Linked DNA regions of Mus musculus: regions 1 and 3 are each linked to region 2. The links are chromatin loops, found by intact Hi-C in ENCODE. Cell type or tissue: left cerebral cortex. All regions are shown on one strand. Links, peaks and the distances in the headings refer to the core of each region. The heading gives the core; the rest is flanking DNA. Region 1 has its middle 22 kb from the start of Tacc1. Region 2 overlaps Tacc1 (transforming, acidic coiled-coil containing protein 1). Region 3 has its middle 13 kb from the start of Tacc1.

Region 1 (6,708 bases), core at 3,703-6,202, 60 kb before region 2:
CTCTTGCCAGAGAAGGCGTTGTTCTTCAGTTCTGCCACCAGGGGGAGCCAACCACCGTCCCAGCCGCTCCACGCCCCCCCCCCCCCGCCTTTTTTTTTTTTTTTTTTTTTTCCATTTCTGGGAGTTGGAATCTTTCTGTGTGTCCTCATGACTTGTTCATTGGTATCCATCCACTGACTGAAGTGCAGTGTAAATGCCTGTTAGATGCAGAAGGGATTTGTAGCGGCAGTGTGTGTTTATAGAAATGCAGGTTTAAAGACAGTCCCTTAAAACTTGTATTGGTTGTGTGGCAGAACTTGTGGGTGCCTTCTGTGGTTTCTGTACAGCTTACGAAGGTCTTATTTGCAGAAGCAGGGAGACTGCTATGCCCCCCTTCGGAGGATAGCCATTCTCCACCAAGAGGGATGAATGGGTTCCCAGAGTCCCAGGTACCCTGTTTAACAAGGAGCTTAGGAATTCAAAGCCAGCATGAGCGCCATACTAAGACCCCGTTTAAAAGAAACGGGGGGGGGGGGGGGGAGGAAGGAGATTGGCTTTTTCATCTTCAGGGCTATAACACTATAACATCCACTTGACTGGCTCATCCAACATTTTTTAAATACATTTTTAGTTTCTCCTTATGTTTTTCTTTTGGCCTAGTTTATGGTTTATTTTGTTTTAACGGAAATGTTGTTTTCTTACCCTTTGTAAACTCTTTCCTTTGAGTCCAAACTCCTACACCAGAACTAGTGTGCTTGATGCTTGAGGAGTGTGGGGGTGAGTGTGGGGGTGAGTGTGTGAGTGAGTGTGTGGGTGGTTGGGTGGTGTGGGGGTGAGTGTGGGGGTGTGGGGGTGAGTGTGGGGGTGGTGTGGGGGTGAGTGTGTGGGTGTGTGGGAAAGTGTGTGGGTGAGTGTGTGGGTGGTACTTGGGGTTTGTGGGAGTGGCTTGTGTGTGACTTTGTGGGGACATTTATTTGTGTGGGAGATTGGAGTATGTATAGCTCTATGGCATATATATGTGTGTGTGTATATATATATATAAATATGTGTATGTGTATGTATGTCTATATATCTGTATAGGAGAGGTGTGTGTATGTGTGACTATATGCAATTGTGGTATGTATACATGAGACTATATGTGGATTGTGTGTAGTGAGTTTAATCTGTGATTCTATAGTATTATGTGAGGGGGAAGTGTGTGTGTGTGTGTCTGTGTGTGTGTGTGTGTCTGTGTGTACATGTCCTGTACTTCCAGCCGGACTTTCCAATAAACCTTCCAAAGAGCAGTAACAATTTGACACCTTGAGAGATCAGAAAACAGTGTCCCCACCCCCACCCCCCCCTCGGTCAAGCCGCAGAGCCCTGTTGTGGTTATCTTGTTTCTGTAAAAATACTCTAGGTGACAGTTTCCAAGCCACGACTTCTCAAGGACTTCACAATCAGGGAGGAATCTTTTGGAAGTTCCTCTCCAAGGGCGATAGCTTCACTGGTTTCTGAAGGTAGCAGCTGGGTAAGATTTTAGCTCTCCTTTCTCCCTCACCGCCTGCCCTGTTGCCACTACTGGATATGCCCGCCTTCCTTCCTCCCTCTCGGCGAGTGCGCCCCCTCCTCACCCGCCACCCCCACCCATGGAAGCTGAATCACGCTGCTTCCTTTTTTGGTCACAGCTGAGTTTCTTCCACCTTCAGAGCCCTGTGTTACATAAAATGAATCACTCCTTTGCACTCCGCTGTCAGCTTCAGAACGAATAAGCAGCTCCCTTGGGGTGCCCCGTCCACCCTGAACGCCACTTGATGGGAGATATTGAATGGTTGACTCTAAAGTGTGAGGGCAGGTGATAAAATGATCCTGAGTATCTTGCTTGGGGGGTGGGGGTAGGGGCACAGAAATCAGTATTTTAATGGGAGCAGAGGAAAAATTCCAGCAAAGAAGAAAGACTTAGGGAAAAAAATTTCAATTTGGTCCTTGTATGGGTAGGCAGGAGTGAATTCTGGGACCACAGAGGCAGCAGCATTTGGCCACACAGATGTACCAGGAGCTGTGGAATGAAGCTGAGGAATGGTTCACACCATCTGTGTACATATTTCTGGCGCCACCAAGCTGGGAAATGTTCCTACCAGGGCTTATCATAGACGTTTAACCCAGCATCTCCAATAGAGGGATGAAATACATTTAGAGACCAGGGACTAATGAAAATGCCCAATTTGTTTATCGCTAACACACTGCAGAGTCAGGTTTCTGCGTATGAAACCCCCAAACTTAGCTCCTTGCCTGGGATTCCTGCTGGGTACCCTGCTTCCATCTCAGAGGGCTTTTTCTCCTGGGAGGGTGTGGGTGGGCAGCCTTGAGCACATCTTCCACCCTGGGGATGCTGACTTAGGTCTGGAATCCTGCCCTGGGTTTGATCTACTAAACAGGTTCTGGTAAACACAGTTGAAATGTTAAAAGGCTGTCAAGGCACGGCAGTTGGGTTAGATGTGGGTCCCACATGCTCGATGGGTCTAATATGGTTTGGGGGCAGGAGAAAAGAGGGATAGGGGTGGGAGAGAATTTTGAGTCAGCTGTGAGTCACATTCACACCCTGGAAAGCTGGAGTTGGACCCAGCACAGGAAAGCATAAGTTCCAAATTGAAATGTGGATTGTGGGTGGAGAAAATGGTGTTCAAGAAGACAAAAATCAGAGAAACCTCTCATAGCCACGATCAGTCTGCTGAGCCTCTGGGGTGTGCCATGCTCTGGGCTTGAGAGTTTTACTGAGAGGGAAGCAGCCAGTGGTGTGCAGTCCGTAGACAGGCGGGGCACAAAGCAATGCACTTGGCGTGGTGAAAGCTTCTGTCTCTAGTGTGCAAGCTGAAGACAAATGCCCTGCCGAGAGAGCTCAGCTGTACAGATGGCGCTGGGACAGTGACAACCACGTGCAAAGGAAAGAAAGCGCATCTACAGCTCTCATCCCAAACAAAGATAAACTCAAGATGTGCCACGAGCCTTCAAGGCTAAACGACCTGAGGAAGACATAGTCTTCAAACTCTTCAGGATCAAGGCCTACGCAAGGACTTTCCAAAAAGAAGACCCCAGCCCCACAGGAAATGATCCCTAGACTCTAAGTTGTCTAAGTGAGGGTTTTACTGCTATGAGCAGACACCGTGATCAAGGCAACTCTTCTAAGGACAATATTTAATTAGAGCTGGCTTACAGGTTCAGAGGGTCAGTCTATTACCATCAAGGTGGGAACATGGAAGCATCCAGGCAGGCATGGTGCAGGAGGAGCTGAGAGTTCTACATCTTCATCTGAAGGCTAGCAGAATACTAGCTTCCAGGCAGCTAGGATGAGGGTCTTAAAGCCACAGTGACACACCTAATCCAACAAGGCTACACCTACTCCAACAGGGCCACACCCTCTAATAGTGCCACTCCCTAGGCCGAGCATATTCAAATGATCACACTTGTAGACAAAAAAATAAAAAAAGGAATCATAGAACTGATTAAAGATTGGGGGGTGGGGAGCGTATCTTTGCTAGTTATAGGTCAGATAGGAGATTAATATATAAAATCTATAAAGAACCTCCCAATTAAATACAACCCCCAAATCATCCAATAAATAGCCAGTAAATAGCCAATGGGATGAAGGCAGTTCTCAAAGGAAGAAATAAAAATGACCAATAAATATTTGAAAAACTGTTCAACATCCTTAGCTTTCAGGGAGCCGCAAGCTAAACTATATTGAGATTCCATCTCATTAAAATCCGAATGGAAGCTGGAGAGATGGCTCAGCAGTTAAGAGCACTCACTGGCTGCTCTTTTTAGAGGATCCAGGCTTAATTCCCAGCAACCGCATGTGCAGCTCACAACTGTCTGTAACACCAGTTCCAGGGGATCTGAGTCCCCCATGCTGATACATATAAAATAAAGTTAAATTTAAAAATTAAATAAGTAAATAAAGTCAGAATGGAAATCAGTCGATCCTCAAGAAGAGGAAATGTCCCTTTAAAATCTACGGCTCCTGGGCACACACTCGAAGGAGAATAAGTCAGCACACCACAGAGATGCTTGCATGCTTATTTGTTGTTGTATTATTCACAGTGGCCAAGGCATGGACACAGCCTGTCCATCCACGGAATGGTGAGGCTTCAGTAGGTATCTGTGCACAGTGGAAGTTTCTCCAGCTGTAAGTGATATCTGTAAGCCGATATCTGTGGGAAAGTAGGTATTATTATGTTAAGTGAAATGAGCTAGACGCAAACCGAAGACAAGTATTACCTTCTCTGACATATGGAATCTTGACCTAGATATGTATATTTGTGTATATATATTCATATATGAAAGCAAAAGCTAGGCATAGTGGTTCCTAGCACTCAAGAGACAGAGGCAGGAGGATTGTTGCAAGCTCTATGCCAGCCAGGTTTCCCTAATGAGACACTGTCTCAAAACAAGAAGGAGTGGGAAGTAGAGAGGAAGCCATGCTCAGAGAGGAGTGGGGAGAAAAGAAGCTGATGGGAGGCAGGTGTCATGGAGCAGAAGGGAACGTTGTTCAGTGCGGAAAGAGGATCAGGAAGAGGAGGAGTGCTGGGGTGTAGACAAGAGTGGAATATAATGTATGAAAATGGCATGGTGAGGGCCAGAGAGATGGCTCAGTGGCTAAGAGTTCTCACTGATCTTCCAGAGGACCTGAGTTCAATTCCCAGGAACCACATGGTGGCTCACAACCATCTATAAGGAGATCTGGCGCCCTCTTCTGGCCTGCAGGCAGATATACAGTCAGAACACTACATAATAAATCTTAAAAGGGGGGAAGAGAAAAGAAAAAGACACGGTGAAAGCCATTTCTTTGTACAACAAAAGGGAGATGTGAAAAATAGTTAAAATAGAAAAGAGTATCACTTTGCAGTTAGCTAGAGAAAATATGGAGAACTCATTTTCAAATGGAAGCATTTGTTTTAACCAGTAGATCCAAACTATACCCCAAAAGAGCCAAAAGATAGGGATATATGGAGGTGTATGTGTGTGTGTGTGTTTGAGAGAGAGAGAGTGCGCGCAATATTATTGAGAAAAGTGAAACTAAGCTATTTCTGAATGAACATCACTCTTTCTTTAATTTTTTACTTATTCATTTTATATCCCGCTCACTTTCCCCCTCCCAGTCACCCCCTGGGCATCACTCTTCAGGGTTTGTCATATTGTGGATGGTAGGGCCACCCCAGGCTTCCCACTCTATAGCAACATGTGATTCCTAATGTCCTGGGGGCTGGTGATGCAGGGATCATAGCTTACTACTGCAGATTTCAAGCTAAGGAGTTAAATCTTCCATTTCCAACAAGAGGGCATAGACAAGCGAGAGATGAGTGACCAGGAAGACAGGGAGGGAGGGAGGGAGGGAGGGAGGGAGGGAGGGAGGGAGGGAGAAAGGAGGACAGGTTGGTTTCGTAAATGCATGAAAACACTCAGCCTTATAAATAATTGTTCATACTCGGGCATTGATAGGGACAAATCACCTCTACACATTAGCAAAGGTTTAAAAGGTGAATGGAACTCGGTATCAGCTGAAGTCTGAGGAAAAGGCTGTCTCCTATACTGTCATTTAAAAATTTAGATTACTATTGTTACTGGAGTCCTTGGCCACATACCACCTCACTTCAGAGAGCCCCAACACTTGAATGCAGCCATTTGTGCAGAAAGGGGGAAAGTAAGGCCAAAAGACAGGAGGGGGATGTAATCTCTGTGGCTGTGCCTTGGTTGCTTGTCTATTGCCGAGATAAGACACTTAGTTAATGGCCTGTCACTGGGAAGAGACTCTGTGGCCATGGCAATTCTTATCAAAGAAAGCATTTAACTGGGGCTGGTTTATAGTTTCAGATGTTTAGTCCATTATCATCGTGGCAGGAAACATGGTGCTGGAGAAGTAGCTGAGGGGTCTACATCTGGATCTGCAGGCAGCAGGAAGGGAGGAGGGGGACCTTGGGACTGTCTTGAGCTTTTGAAGCCCACCCCCAGTGACACACTTCCTCCAACTAAGCCACATATACTCCAACAAGGCCACATCTCCTAACCCTCCTTAAGCAGCACCAATGACTAAGCATTCAAACACAGGAGCCTATGGGATCCATCTTTATTCAAACCACCACAGGGGCTTATAGTTTCAGAGGGTGAGTCCTTGACCATCATGGCAGGGAGCATGGCAAGAGACAGGCAGGCACGGGACTAGAGCCGTAGCTAAGCATGCACATCTTGATCTGTAAGTAGGGAGCAAAGAGGGACCATTGGGACTGTCTTGAGTGTTTTGAAACCTCAAAGCCCCGCCCTCAGTGACAAATGTTCTTCAACGAGGCCACACCTCCTAAATCCTTCCCAAATGGTTCCACCCACTGGGGACTACATGCCCAACTATATGAGCCTGTGGAGGCCATTCTCATTCTAACTACCAGGTGGTGTGAGCAAGGCTGCATCTTAGCCCTGTCTTGGGGTGGAGTATATACCTCGTGTGCAAGAGAAGGGGCTGGGGCAAGGGTGAGAGTTTAATCACTTACACAGTCTTGGTCAAACAGGATTTGGCTGAGTGGTCTCTTGTTCTGGTTCTGCTAGTTGGGTCTAGAGAAGGGGGCAATCTGTTTCCTATGGTGAGATGATAGGAAACATCAAACAAAGTGTTTCCACTTTAGTGGGCAACTTCAGTTTCCAACCTGAAATAATTGCTCCCTGTTGGTGTTGGGGGTAGCTTAGTCACGGGGTGATCTG
Region 2 (6,708 bases), core at 2,505-5,004:
GAAGGATTCAAGAAGGTAGGCATCCTTTCCGTCCAAGTCCCCTAGGCAGCAGTATAGCTTCTTGGCATCAGTCAAGCGGTGGTGGCCTTCTCTGAGTGCCTCTGCATTGTTGGGCTTGTTGTTTTGATCATTCACCTTTAGGTGTTAGTGAAAGCAGAAGAGACCTTTTCTTAGTTCACTGAAAAGAAGTCTAAGCCATGCACTACAGAAGAAATGAGGTGGGGTCTTTCAGTTGTGTACTGTCAGTCAAAAGTGTTTCAGAATTCTCTTCCTGGCAGGTGTTACACAGGGCCTTCAGGGCCCTGTACGTGAAAAAGGCTGTATGACTGATGGCTCGGGCTTGTAGGCCTAACATTCAGGAAGCTGAGGCAGAAGAATTGCAAAGCCAAGGCCAGTCTGGGCTGCATAACAAGAAAACCAAAGATGGATGGATGGATTGATGGATAGATAGATACATAGATAAGTACATACATACATACATACATACATACATAGAGAGATATATAGAGGGATGTATATATACATATATATATATATATATACATATATATATATATATGTATGTATATGTATATATACACACACACACATACATACATACATAGGCAGACAGACAGACAGGATGGATGATAGATGGATGGCCTGGCCAATCATCGAATGCAGGACTGAGAGAGAAGCTGCATTAGGAAGGTGAAGACTGCTGCATCAATCCATGCACATTAGTGCATGGAGAACCTATGTAGGCTTTCTTCAGTGGGGTTGCATAAGCTGTTGAAATTGCCGTGGATTATGAATTAAATACATCCCAATGGAGCAGACTTTCTCTCAAAAACAAACAAACAAACAAACAAACAAAAAGCAAAGCAAAACAAAACAAAAACAGGAAGAAAAAAATAAGGAAAAAACCCAACCTTGGGATACATTGTGCAGGAGAAACAAAGAGCCATGCACGTCTGTTTTGAACTTTCACATTGGCACAGAATGAAGAAGCCTTGAAAAAGTGTGCTCAGGACTACTTAGCCAGAGTCAAGCAGGAAGAGCAGCGATACCAGGCCCTGAAGGTTCACGCAGAGGAAAAGCTGGACAGGTCAGTGCGTTCCGCTTGCTCACTGCTGCGGGTGTGGGCAGACACTTGGATCTACAAAGTTGCGTACTTAGTCCTTTTGCCTTCTGTCTCCTTGGTTTACAACCTCGAGGGTTTTGTGGATGTGTGATTTTATTTCTGTGCATGGATAAACCATTACAGAGTATGGTTCTGTGTATGTTCCCTTACCTCTGAACCCTCTGCTCGCCCGTGTTGGTATTCTGTGTCTTTCTTCAGACACACATGCTAACGCCCTTCGTTTATCTCTCCATGTTCGTGAGGACCTCCCCCTGGAGTTTCTTTGTTGGAAGGAATCCATTAAGGCAGCCTCTTTAGTAATTGTGGTTACTAAACTTGTCCTGGTGCAGAAGTGCTGTAGGGAGTAGAGCTGTAGACTGCCCTTTTATGTCTTCATGAGAATAGATGAGGAACTGGGGACCAGTGAACAGTGGAGTTACAATAGTTAGACATTAGATGTACATCAGCTTACCCCTCCCTCGTGAGTTTTTTCCCTAAAGCTCTGCCAATAGCTCAATGTGTAGGTGATGGTCCGTGTACTCGGTGAAAGTGGAGCTTTCTGTGGGGTTTGGCAACGTAGCATTTACTCTATTGGGAGGAGTTTACTTTACGTTATCGTAGTAAAATTGCATGTGTTTCAGTGGTTGTCTATTTAAACACCTGCTCTATCATGATTGACTCTTCTTTGCCCTTCCTGTTGTAACTTAGTGTGTCACATATGAGGGGCACTGGCTTTCATTGCAAATTGTAATTCAATTTCCAACTTAATATTTGTGTGTATGTGTGTGTGTTGACCCTGTCTATGAAGAAGAGAGTAAATCTTTGTTTTGTTTTTACTGTTGTGGGATTGAACCCAGAGTTGGCACATACTTGACAAAGAGCTCTGCCTTAGCGCTCTCTCCTCAGCTTTGCAGTGTGCTGTGATGGCAGGAAGATGACTTACTTCAGGGTTTTTGAGTCAGGGTCTCCCCCTATAGTTCAGGTGGACCTTGAACTTGCCTCGGCCTCCTGGGTGCTAAACTTAATGGCATGTGACACCATATATTCAAAGGTGACAAGAGTCACTTTGTTTGCAGTTTCTGGATTCCCTATGACAGCGTTCCAGGTAGAGAGAATTTTCTTCCCATTTCCCTTCTAACACTCTTAGGACTTTCAGTCCTGAAGTCCACTAATACATTTTGGAATTTACCCCAGAGAATGGTGTTTTTGGTTTTTTGACACAGGGTTTCTCTGTATAGCCCTGGCTGTCCTGGAACTCACTCTGTAGTCCAGGCTGGCTTCAGAAATCGACCTGTCACTGCCTCCCATGTGCTGGGATTAAGACAAGCTCTTTTTAAAAGATGAAATCTCACTGTGTACTCCTGACTTGCCTGGAACTCCTCTCAAACTCAGAGATCCCCCTGCCTCTGCTGGGACCAAGGGACAAGTGCCATGATCGTCAGCTTCCACCCTAGTTTCTAACTACAAAGTAGTACAGTTGGTGCATTCTGTGGTCCGTACTTCTAGCTTCAAAAATGTCTCTCCTCTACACTCTCTTATGGCCTCATTAAGGATTTCGTTGTTGTGTGTCCTTCTGTTGTGTTTGTGCTTTACAAGCTACAAAGATGGTATCTTCCTATTGTTGTTGCTTTGAGATATACATCAAAATAGCCTACACATTTTCCTTGTCATGTAATGGCATATTAGAACCATTTTCCATGTCAGAACACACAGCTCGGTCTAATTCCATTATTAGACCGTAGGATCTTTTTAGAAAACATTTCATTTATTTTTATATCATGCGTGTGAGTATTTTGTCTGCATGTATGTCTGCATCACCTGCATGCCTGATGCCCATGGAGGCCAGAAGAGGGTGAGCCACCATGTGGAGCCTGGGTCCTTTGTCAGAGCAGCCAGTACTCTTAAACACTGAGCCAACTCTGACTGCGACTGTCTTTCTTTACTGATGAGCATTTAGACTGGCTCAGACTCTCCATGTTGAAAGCAGACACATTAGCAGGTTATTTCTGTGCAGAGTTAGCAAAAGATGGAATTACTGTGTCCTGAGATATGTATATTTTGGGTTTTCTTCATTCCCACTTTGTGCTTCCCCTCCTTCCCTGTTTTGTCGTGGTTCTGTTGTTCTTTGAGTTCTTAGGACAAGACCATACTGTACTTTTGACCACGCACAGCTCAGCGATAGGCCACCCACTCAGCAGGCACAAGATCCTGGCTTCAGTCATCTTCCCCTCCCCCCACCCCACCCTGCACACATCACGCCACCCAAAGTGCTTAGCACATTAATTTTTATGTCTCCTTGCTGGTGAGGTTGTGGCAGCTTTGTGGATTAGCCAGATGTTTATTAAGTGACCTGCTTCCTCTCTGATCTCATTGATAAAGACACTTCTGAGGTCAATAACTCACAGACATCGGTAGGGCAACAGTTGACAGTGGGAAAACCTGGGATTATTCCACATGAGAGCCTGTCACTCTAATACAAAGGTCAGACTGCCACGGGCAGGTGCTTTGCTGTAGAGTGGCCTTCATGCACCGTTTACTTGGAAAGGAAGTCTGTTGGACGACTCCTTTAAAAACTAGGATTGTTATGAAATTACCTAATTCATTTTCCGCATGAAACACAAAACTTGAAGAATATTGATTTCTGCCGCCAGGATGTCCCATGGAAAAGTGCTTAGTGGTTTCATATAAATTGCATTTTGTAGGTCACTGGTTCCTGGTTTCCTCTGATCACGCAGTCAGTTCATTTGAGTCTGTATAGAAATTTATTTATTTACTTATTTATTTATTTATTTAAATATATGCATGCTCTGCCTGCATGCCGGAAGAGAGCATCAGCTCCCATTATAGATGGTTGTGAGCCACCTTGTGGTTGCTCGGGACCTCTGGAAGAGCAGCCAGTGCTCTTCTTAACCACTGAGTCATCTCTCCAGCCCCGAGTCTATGTTTTGTGAAAGTCAGCAGTTGGCATCCCGTCTTCCTGCCTCTCTGTCTGTCCCTGGTCGCTAATCTGTGTCCTTTTTTATCTCTTCTCCCAAACGAACCCAAAACACCATCACAGAGCCAACGAGGAGATTGCTCAGGTTCGCTCCAAGGCGAAGGCTGAGAGTGCCGCTCTCCATGCCGGACTCCGGAAGGAGCAGATGAAGGTGGAGTCCCTGGAGAGGGCTCTTCAGCAGAAGGTATGGAGGGGTCTGTCATGGAGGGGCTCCTGTCGCTGACACAGGGACATCTGGCTGCCCTCCTCCACTCTGGCTCCTGTCAGTCCTTGGTAGACCTAGCTTGTCACAGATCTGGAGCAAGGAAGGTGGCTTTGATCTTTTTACTCAGTTGCTGCAGGCTGGCTCCCTTATGAAGTGATTCTCGGGACACACATCACATTATTAACCAAGAGTAGCAGGAGTCCTCAGCCACTGCTAGGTTTCAGAAGGCAAACACGGTGTTTTAGCCAGGAGTCCAGGGGCTTGGACACGTGGTCTGGGTCCCACAGCTGCCTTTCATTCTCGCTGTGTGCTTTTGCGCAGCAAGCGAAGCACCTTTCCTTTCACTGCTGTGGTCCCTCAGCTTTCAGAGCAGAGCTGCCTTCCAGGGACACGAGGCCATGCCTAGAGACTAATTTGGCGGTTGTAATTGGGAGATGCTAGGAGCCTCTAAGTGGGTAGAGGCCAGAAACACTGCCAGGCCATCCTATCGAGGACGGGACAGCCCAAATCAAATCAGAGCCCAACATAATTGATGCTGATAAGCAGAGATAATGTCAGCAGGCTCAAGACTGGCTGCTCGCCATCAGACATGCCAGCAAAACAGAGGCAACTAAGGGCATTTCATGTGGAAGGCAGCATGAGAAGGCTCTTGCCCAGGCTGTGTTGGGAGAGCTTTCTGGAGGGAGGTGCTAAGTGTCCCAGACTGACAACTGCCTCTCACACCTGCCCCTCATGTACTGGGCTTATTGGTGTGCATTCACTCTTAACCTCCCATCCCAAGATGCTTTTCAGTTCTGAGTCTTACTTCCTCAGGGTATTTGTGACAACACTCACCCTGGGTGAAGGATGAGCAGCTGCTCCGAGGTCCTCTCACTGACCCCACACTGTCACGGAGGTTCTGTGACACCAGTTGTGTTTCCCTCTGATCAGCAGTTTTCAGGGTGTGACCTGCTGTGCTGCCTGTGTGCATTCATCCAGTGATGCCCTGAGTTACAGCTTGTGTCTGGTAGCCCTGACTCAGACTCTGGAATCCCAGTCCCTGAAGCTGCTGGCAGATTAAGTGAAACCCGCACACTTGTGTTCTAGCAAGTGACCCTCACACAACCAGAGAACCTGGGACCTAAGGTTTACGGGCAAGGTTCAAGAGAATTGGTGGCTCTTGCACCCTCAGCTAAGTTTTAGCATAGTACTGTGTGAACACAGGCACACTTTGATGGGTGGGTGGCATTTGGCTTTCTTTTCTATAAAGACTGTGATACAGAGAAGTGGAGAGCCAGTAGGATGCTCCGGAGGGTCTAGCCACTGGCTTCTTCTCTCAGAACACAAAGCAAATCACCATCTTCTGTCTTTCAGAATCAAGAGATTGAGGAGCTGACAAAAATCTGTGACGAGTTGATCGCAAAGCTGGGAAAGACCGACTGAGAGCCGTCCCGTGAGCTGTGCAGATCCGAGTCTGGCTGCTTCTGTCGTGACCACATTATCTTGCCTTATCCAGAAATAATGCCCCCCACCCCCCTTTGCAGAGAGAAGTAATTGTTTCAAAGCACATGCCTGCTGCTGCCATCGTCCCCGCTTCGCCGCTGCGCTGCCGCTGCTGCTGCTGCTGCTGCTGCTGCGGCCTGGCTGGTGGAGAGGGAGTCACAAGACAGCTCTGCCCTGCGACCTGGCTGCCAGCTCCCGTTAGAGCTGCTGCTGGGTCTGGCTTGTGCTTCTACAGCCTGAGTTCATCTAGCTGTCGTCGTCGTCTTTGCTTTTCCCAAGTTTGTGACATTTCTAATTTTGTGGCAACTGTGTGGGTTTATCTTCCCAGCTCCTGTTTGATGTTTTTATGACCTAGTTAATGTTTTAAGTTTTCAGTATCAGCAGTTTTACTGAAGGGGGCAGTCTGAGTCATCGTCACTAACACTTGGGGCTCCGAACTCCCTTTTAGTTACAGACGGACTCATGCATGTGTTCTCTACATTCTGCCGCTTTTCCCCTGAGGCATATCCAGATAAGACCCTCTGGGGAGGAGCGTAGTTACAGAAAGAAATGTAGGCTCTTATTTTGAAACAGAGCCCTAGGTCTAAAAGCCAGCTTCAGACTCGGTAGGGGCTGGGAACCTAGCTCTACTGGGGAGTGCTTCCGGTACACAGAGCCCTGGGTTCGGCCCCCAGAACTACAAACACTGGATATTGGAGTGCATGCCTGTGATCTCAACTCTCCAGAGGTGGAGGCAGGATGACCATAAGTCCAAGGTCACCCTCAACTACATAGCCTCTTGGAGGCCAGCCTGGACTATGTGAGTTCTTGCTTCAAACAAGGAGTGAGTGGAAGCATGGGGTATCCCAGCTAGTGGGAGGCAGGACAGGAAGATCACTTGAGCCCAGAGTTTAAGGACAGCAGTGCACTAGGCAAACAGTCCTT
Region 3 (6,708 bases), core at 513-3,012, 54 kb before region 2:
CCATCCACCTGGCCAGTATGTAATTAAAGCTTGCTTCGAAATCAGCTTTAAATTGTGGTAGTGGTCTCATTCTCAGCTGGTTAGATTAAGACTTTAAGGGAGCCGGGCAATAGTGGCACACGCTTTAATCCCAGCACTCGGGAGGCAGAGGCAGGCAGAATTCTGAGTTCGAGGTCAGCTTGGTCTACAGAGTGAGCTCCAGGACAGCCAGGGCTAAACAGAGAAACCCTGTCTTAGAGAGAGAGAGAGAGAGAGAGAGAGAGAGAGAGAGAGAGAAGACTTTAAGGGAGAAAGTTGGTTATTTGGCTTGTTGTTTCAGAAGCTGTGGTCCACGCCAGCCCCATCGTGGCACTGTGGCACCTGGCAGAATTCCTGATAGAGGTGGCCCATTCACCTCAGGGCAACTGGCAAGCAAAGAGAAGCAACAGAGGACCAAGGTCTTCCCACTGTCTCCTCCAAGGCATCCCCCTCCCCCCCCCCCCAATATCCTGATTTCTTTCTTTAAGACTTATCTCTTAAAGGTCCTGTCACCTCTTAGGAGTGCTGTCAGCTGGTGACCAAGCCTTTAATGCGTGGGCCTTTGATGAATATTGGTGCTTAGTTGGGCAGTGATGGTATCTTCTCCCCTTGACCGAATTAAGTGCTCCAGTCGTCCTGCTCCTGGGTATACCTTGGCTGTGCCTGGATGAGCACCGGGATTTCCCCTTTCCTGCTCAGCTTCTTGGGGCACATTGTTCTGTGTGGGAAATGCTGTTACATTAATGTATTTCACACAGGATAGCTTATAAATTACATCTCTATTTGTTTATAGAATTGGGATCTGTTTCAATCAGCAGAATATAGCATAGGCTGGCAGAATTCTGTCATTTGTAAAATTTAGAATAAAAGAATGAAGGCACACACACACACTATACATATATATATGTATATATAGTTATATATATATAGTTTTATATATTTATAGTTATAGTTATATAGTTATTGCCTTATTTAGGGTTTTACTGCTGTGATCAATCACCATGACCAAGGTAACTCTTCTAAGGGCAACATTTAATTGGGGCTGGCTTACAGGTTCAGAGGTTTAGTCTATTATTATCAAGGTGGGAACATGGCAGTGTCCAGGCAGGCATGGTGCAGGAGGAGCTGAGAGTTCTACATCTTCATCTGCAGGCTGCTAGCAGAATACTGACTTCTAGGCAGCTAGGATGAGGATCTTAAGCCCACACCCACAGTGACACACCTACTCCAACAAGGCCACACCTTCTAATAGTGCCACTCCCTGGGCAGAGCATATACAAACCATCACAGTTATTAAAACATACTTTTAAGTTCTATGGAGTGATGTGTACCTATAATCCCAGCACTCAGGAAAAGGTGACAGGAAGATGGTGAGTTTGAGGCTAGCCTGAGCTACATAGTCTCAAAAAAGAAAGGTCTGGAATATAGCTCAGGGTACTTGCCTAGTACGCACAGGTCCTGTGTTTGCTCTTCAGCACAGGGGGGAGGGGTGGCGGGGGGGGGGAGGGAGGGAGCAAGGAGGAGGGCGGTAACTTTTGGAACAAAGAACGTTGTATAGGAAAGAATCCTTGCTGGCTGGAGGTGGCTCAGGAGGCAGAGGCAGTTCCAGGCCAGCCTGGTCTACAGATGGAATTCCAGGACAGCCAGTACAACAGAGAGAAACCCTGAAGAAAAGGATTCTTTGCCTTGTAAAATGATTCAGCTTGCTTTTTTAGGATGAGGTAGATGGGGGTGGGGGTTGCTCTTCTGTTACATATGCTAAGCATCCTTTAAGGGGAGTGAGGGGTGGGGTGGAGAAAGTTCTGCCAGCATCCATTCACAGCTTCCTGATAGGTGTGACATTTAAAGATGAATTTATTTATTATGTGTATGGTGCTCTGTCTGCTTGTACACCTGCAGGCCACAAGAGGGCAGCAGCAGATCTCATTACAGAGAGCTGTAAGCCACCGTGAGGTTGCTGGGGAATTGAACTCAGGACCTCTGGAAGAGCGGTTGGTGCTCTTAACCACTGAACCATCTCTCCAGCGCCCAACAGATGTGACTCTTAGCTGTGCAAGCTTTCGTAACTCTCTGTATTTCTTGAATGTCTCTGGGTGAATTTGAGGCCACTGAGTGCAGTGATCTTTAACAAATGTTCCTTTCAGGTAAAAACCTGGGTGGCCCTGTGAGATCTGGGGTGCATGCTTAGTTTAGCAGTCAGGGATTATGTTCATAACCGGTTTGAGCTGCCTCAGCCCTTTCATAAACAACAGAAAACATCCTTCCCAGGGTGTAGTCCGAGGTCTAACAGACTGTGCTAACAGACTGAGGGTGGACCAACCCCACTTCTGGTTCAGAGAGCCATCTCTTTCCTGTGTGCTCACAAGGTGGAGTCTGGGAGGGCTTCAAGGTCTCTCTTAGAGGACACCCATCCCCTGCTGAGTTTCCTAAGTACTAAAATCTGCCTCCTGGGATACATGAATACGCAGCACATAGAATAGATTGCATTTGTTCAGAATCTAATTAAAAACAAGTATTATCTGGCTAGGGATGTACTTGGTGGCAGAGCGAGAGATACTCAGTTCAGTCTCTAGAACAAAACGCAAACACACCAACATTCCACTTGGTGGCTGTCTAGGCTGTGTTCAAAGGACATAAAAAATGTTCCTGATGTTATTAAACTATAAATGATGAGACACGTGAGGAGCCAGTAGGAATAAGGGAATTTGTGGCATTTCATAAGATAATACAGCAAAAAGTCAACTAGTGCCGGGCAGTGATGGCACACGCCTTTAATCCCGCACTTGGGAAGCAGAGGCAGGCGGATATCTGAGTTTGAGGTCAGCCTGGTCTACAGAGTGAGTTCCAGGACAACAGCCAGGGCTACACAGAGAAACCCTGTCTTGAAAAGCAAAGCAATGGGGACTAGAGAGGTGGCTCAGCAGTTAAGAGCACTGACTGCTCTTCCAGAGGTCCTGAGTTCAAATCCCAGCAACCACATGGTGGCTCACAACCATCCATCATGAGATCTGACTCCTTCTTCTGAAGTGTTTGAAGTCAGCTACAGTGTACTTACATATAATAAATAAATAAATAAATAAATAAATTTTTAAAGATTTGTTTATTTATTTTATGAGTATGAGTACACTGTAGCTGTTATGAGCCTTCATGTGGTTGTTGGGAATTGAATTTAGGACCTCTGCTCACTCCGGTCAACCTCTCTCACTCCAGTCGGTCCAGCTCACTCTGGTCAACTCCAGTCGCTCAGTCCCTGCTCACAGTGGCCCAAAGATTTATTTATTATTATACATAAGTACACTGTAGCTGTCTTCAGACACACCAGAAGAGGGCGTCAGATCTCATTACAGTTGGTTGTGAGCCACCATGTGGTTGCTGGGACCTTTTGAACTCAGGACCTTCCAAAGAGCAGTCGGTGAGTGCTCTTACCCACTGAGCCATCTCTCCAGCCCCTAAATAAATCTTAAAAAAGCAAAGCAAAGCAAAGCAAAACAAAACAAAACAAAACGACAGCAAAGAGAACTATTTTAAAAAATACTTTGCTCCTGTGGGTACCGTTCTCAGATCCCTATCAATCACTGTAATAGACATTACATCCCTTCATGTATGGGTAGCACGTGTCAGTGCTTTCTGAATCCAGATGAGGATCCCCAGGGACTGGACAACGTGAGCGGCCATGTGTGTGCTATTGAACCAAGGAGCTATGGGAGAGCAGCCAGCACTCTTAGCCACTGAGCCATCTCATCTTCCCAGCCTCCAAACTTAAAAAAAAAAAAAAAAAAAAAAAAAACCTTTCGATGCAGAGACTGGGATCAGAGGTTAGAGCGCTTGCTTCCCAGAGTACTCTACTGTTCAGTCCTTGGCACCACAAACAAAGAACAAAATGTTTTCTACACGGAAGCCTGGGGATCCTCACGAACCGTTAGCCAGTGTCAAAACCAACAACAACGGCCATTAATCTGCAGAATGTGGCTTATTCTTTTATCTGTGGACTCAAACAGATGCTCACATTTATTATTTAGTATTTCCCAAGCTTACAAAGTCATACTGTTTCAAGGGTGTCTCCCCAAAGACATTAATATTGATTCATCAGGATCCAAATCCATTCTATCTGTAAGTCTTGGCCTTAAGTGGAACCTAAATATTGACCCCTCGCCCTTCAGATCCGTACCTGGCACCCAAAGTGGTCCTCTCTGCAGTAAGTTTCAGCTGACGAACAGCTCTCACCTCTAAGGAGTACAACGCATGGCTTATTCTGGAGCATTTATGAGTGACCTTGGTCAGGGGACACAGACCTCTGTTACCCCAAATTCTGTGTTCCGGCGTGGAAACGGTCCCGTGAAATTTTACAGTTTTACAGAACAAAGAAAGCAATAAGCCTAAGCAAGTTTCAAACACACCGGTGGGTATATCACAAAAGGAGGGTACACGGAGATGGGGCGGATGCTATCTGATGACATTCTTAGCTCTTGGGTCCGTGGAAGCTGCTGGTCTGCTAAGTTAACAGATTGACTCCAAAGAGGCTTTTTTATCTGTTTCAAAATGTTAGTTCTGACGAGAGAGGAGGGCAAGGAATTTAACCCGAGATAAGTCAAATTAGCCCCCTGGACCTGTAACATTCCAGTCTCTTCATGGTACTGAAATTCCGATCAACCCACCAGTCTCTGTAGACACAACCTCCTTTCAACCAGTCAAGCAAGCTTCCTTTCGGGAATTCCTTAGGCAGAGCATCCTCTCAGCCTTGTCCGGGGGATGAGCAGGGTTTGGGTGGTAGATTTGTCTCATGACTGAGGACTTGATATGGGAGTTTAGACAAGGGTGTGCCTCCAAGGGGGCTGTGCTGCTGGGATCCAGAGAACAGTCCCCAAGGGCTGTGGGCTGTCCTGCCTCAGGGGATTGGCCTGGCTGTGCTCTCCAACCTGTCTGGTTAAGTGACCTTTTCTCTTTCTCCTAAGTGCAGTCTTCACCCACACGACGGAGGTCTGCTCACCATCTGCAGAAGACAGAGATATTCTCTCTCTCTCCCCTCCTTCTCCCTCTTCAAGATAGGGTCTCTCTGTGTAGCCTTGGCTGTCCTGGAACTCATTCTGTAGACCAGGCTGGATTTAAACTCTGAGATCCCTGTCTCTGCCTCCTGAGGGCTAAGATTAAAGGCGAGGGTGCCATGCCCTGAAGAGAGGTTTTCTTCTTAACGGCTGTTTGTATTGGGTCTCTATCTCTACAATAAAAAATCTCACCAAAAAAAAAAAAAAAAAAAAAACAACTGGAGAGAAAAAGGTTTATATGGTTGACTGGCTCCAGGCCATCACTGAGGGAAGTCAGGGCAGGAAGTTAAAGCTTGAACCTGGAGTCAGAACTGAGGCAGAAGCCATAGAGGGATGCTGCTTTCTGGCTTGCTCCCTGTGGCTTGCTCCGTTTGCTTGCATATACAACCCAGGCCCACCTGCCACAGTGGGCTGGGCCCTCCCACATTAGTTGTCAATCAAGAAGATGCCCAAAGCGTGGTCTACAGGCCAATCTGATGGAGGCAATTCTCACTTGACTTCTTCCTAGATGACTCTCTATTGCATCTAGTTGGCAAAAACCTAACCAGCAGAGAGGCATGGCCCTACTAGTCAGAGCTGAGTCACTGGCCCCCTTCAGCTGCTGTGGAAAACTTTGTCTGGCGGTCCAAGGGTTGTTATCAATGTTTGAGCCAAGGCATGGTGGTTTTCTGTAAATGCAAAGTATAAGCGTGCGCCAGACACGTACACTGAAGTCTTCCCTGTCGTCATTACAATTAAACTTGTATGTGAGTGTTTAGGGTTGGTAGAGAAGGGGGAGTCGGAGGTTTGTGTTTCATGGTCTGTGGAGGAGATATCTTTTGACAGTTTTATCGAGTTTCCAGCAGCTAACATTTCTCATTTCCTTTGAGAAGACAGAGGAGGTCAGCATGACCCTCCCTCCCTCAATAAATCTATATTTTGCTTACTGACTTGAAGCCAGCTGGCCCACTCAGGAGCCACAAGTATCTCCTTTTTTTTACAAGTTGAATTTACTGTGACGCTAAAGCATCTCAAACTTCAGGCCCCCTCACTGTCGTGGGCCTTGGTGTGGTCCTGTCGCAGGATTTTCCCTGTCCAATTACATTAGTGCAGAGGAGGTTTGTGATTGGACAGGAAATCGGGAGGCGGAGCTAAGAGTTGCAGAGACAGGGAGTATGTGTGTGTGTGGGGGGGGGGGGTGGTGAGGGGGGAGGGTAGGAGGGGAAGGAAGATGGCTGCGGATGTGAACCCGCTTGGCGTTAACCGGCCACAAGTAGCTATGATTTCACAAGATTAGAAATACTGGGATAGGGCTGGAGAGATGGCTCAGCGGTTAAGAGCACTGACTGCTCTTCCAGAGGTCCTGAGTTCAATTCCCAGCAACCACATGGTGGCTCACAACCATCTGTAATGTGATCTGATGCCCTCTTCTGGTGTGTCTGAAGACAGCTACAGTATACTCATAAATAAAATAAATCTTAAAAAAAAAAGAAAGGAAGGAAGATTAGGATAAAGCTTTTTTTTTTTTTAAGATTTATTTATTCATTATATGTAAGTACACTGTAGCTGTCTGCAGACACTCCAGAAGAGGGAGTCAGATCTCCTTACGGATGGTTGTGAGCCACCATGTGGTTGCTGGGATTTGAACTCCAGACCTTCGGAAGAGCAG

The links. Peaks named below come from ENCODE experiments on the same cell type or tissue, not always from the same donor. Only the 100,000 strongest peaks of a DNase experiment are listed, where the experiment ranks them.
Region 1: a loop joins it to region 2, with 2.8 times the contacts of the local background. A loop is called at or near these places in 12 of 42 quality-filtered maps.
Region 3: a loop joins it to region 2, with 2.4 times the contacts of the local background. A loop is called at or near these places in 12 of 42 quality-filtered maps.

The regions. Positions count from the first base shown.
Region 1 is chr8:25,219,947-25,226,654 of GRCm38, reverse strand. It overlaps a transcript of Tacc1 not described here. Among named protein-coding and RNA genes, the nearest start is that of Tacc1, 22 kb to the right of the region's middle. In left cerebral cortex, for the core only: a CTCF peak has its summit at 4,719 (motif pointing left); a DNase peak (open chromatin) is centred at 4,493; H3K27ac peaks cover 1,094 bases.
Region 2 is chr8:25,158,768-25,165,475 of GRCm38, reverse strand. It overlaps Tacc1 (transforming, acidic coiled-coil containing protein 1), which reads left to right. Exons shown (of 13, transcript NM_177089.5): 10 at 1-15; 11 at 981-1,087; 12 at 4,161-4,281; 13 at 5,656-6,708. The coding sequence ends at 5,724. Mir8108 (microRNA 8108) reads left to right here and starts at 6,243; the gene lies at 6,243-6,351. In left cerebral cortex, for the core only: a CTCF peak has its summit at 3,984 (motif pointing left); DNase peaks (open chromatin) are centred at 3,155, 4,034 and 4,926; H3K27ac peaks cover 835 bases.
Region 3 is chr8:25,211,206-25,217,913 of GRCm38, reverse strand. It overlaps a transcript of Tacc1 not described here. Among named protein-coding and RNA genes, the nearest start is that of Tacc1, 13 kb to the right of the region's middle. In left cerebral cortex, for the core only: a CTCF peak has its summit at 1,923 (motif pointing right); a DNase peak (open chromatin) is centred at 1,820.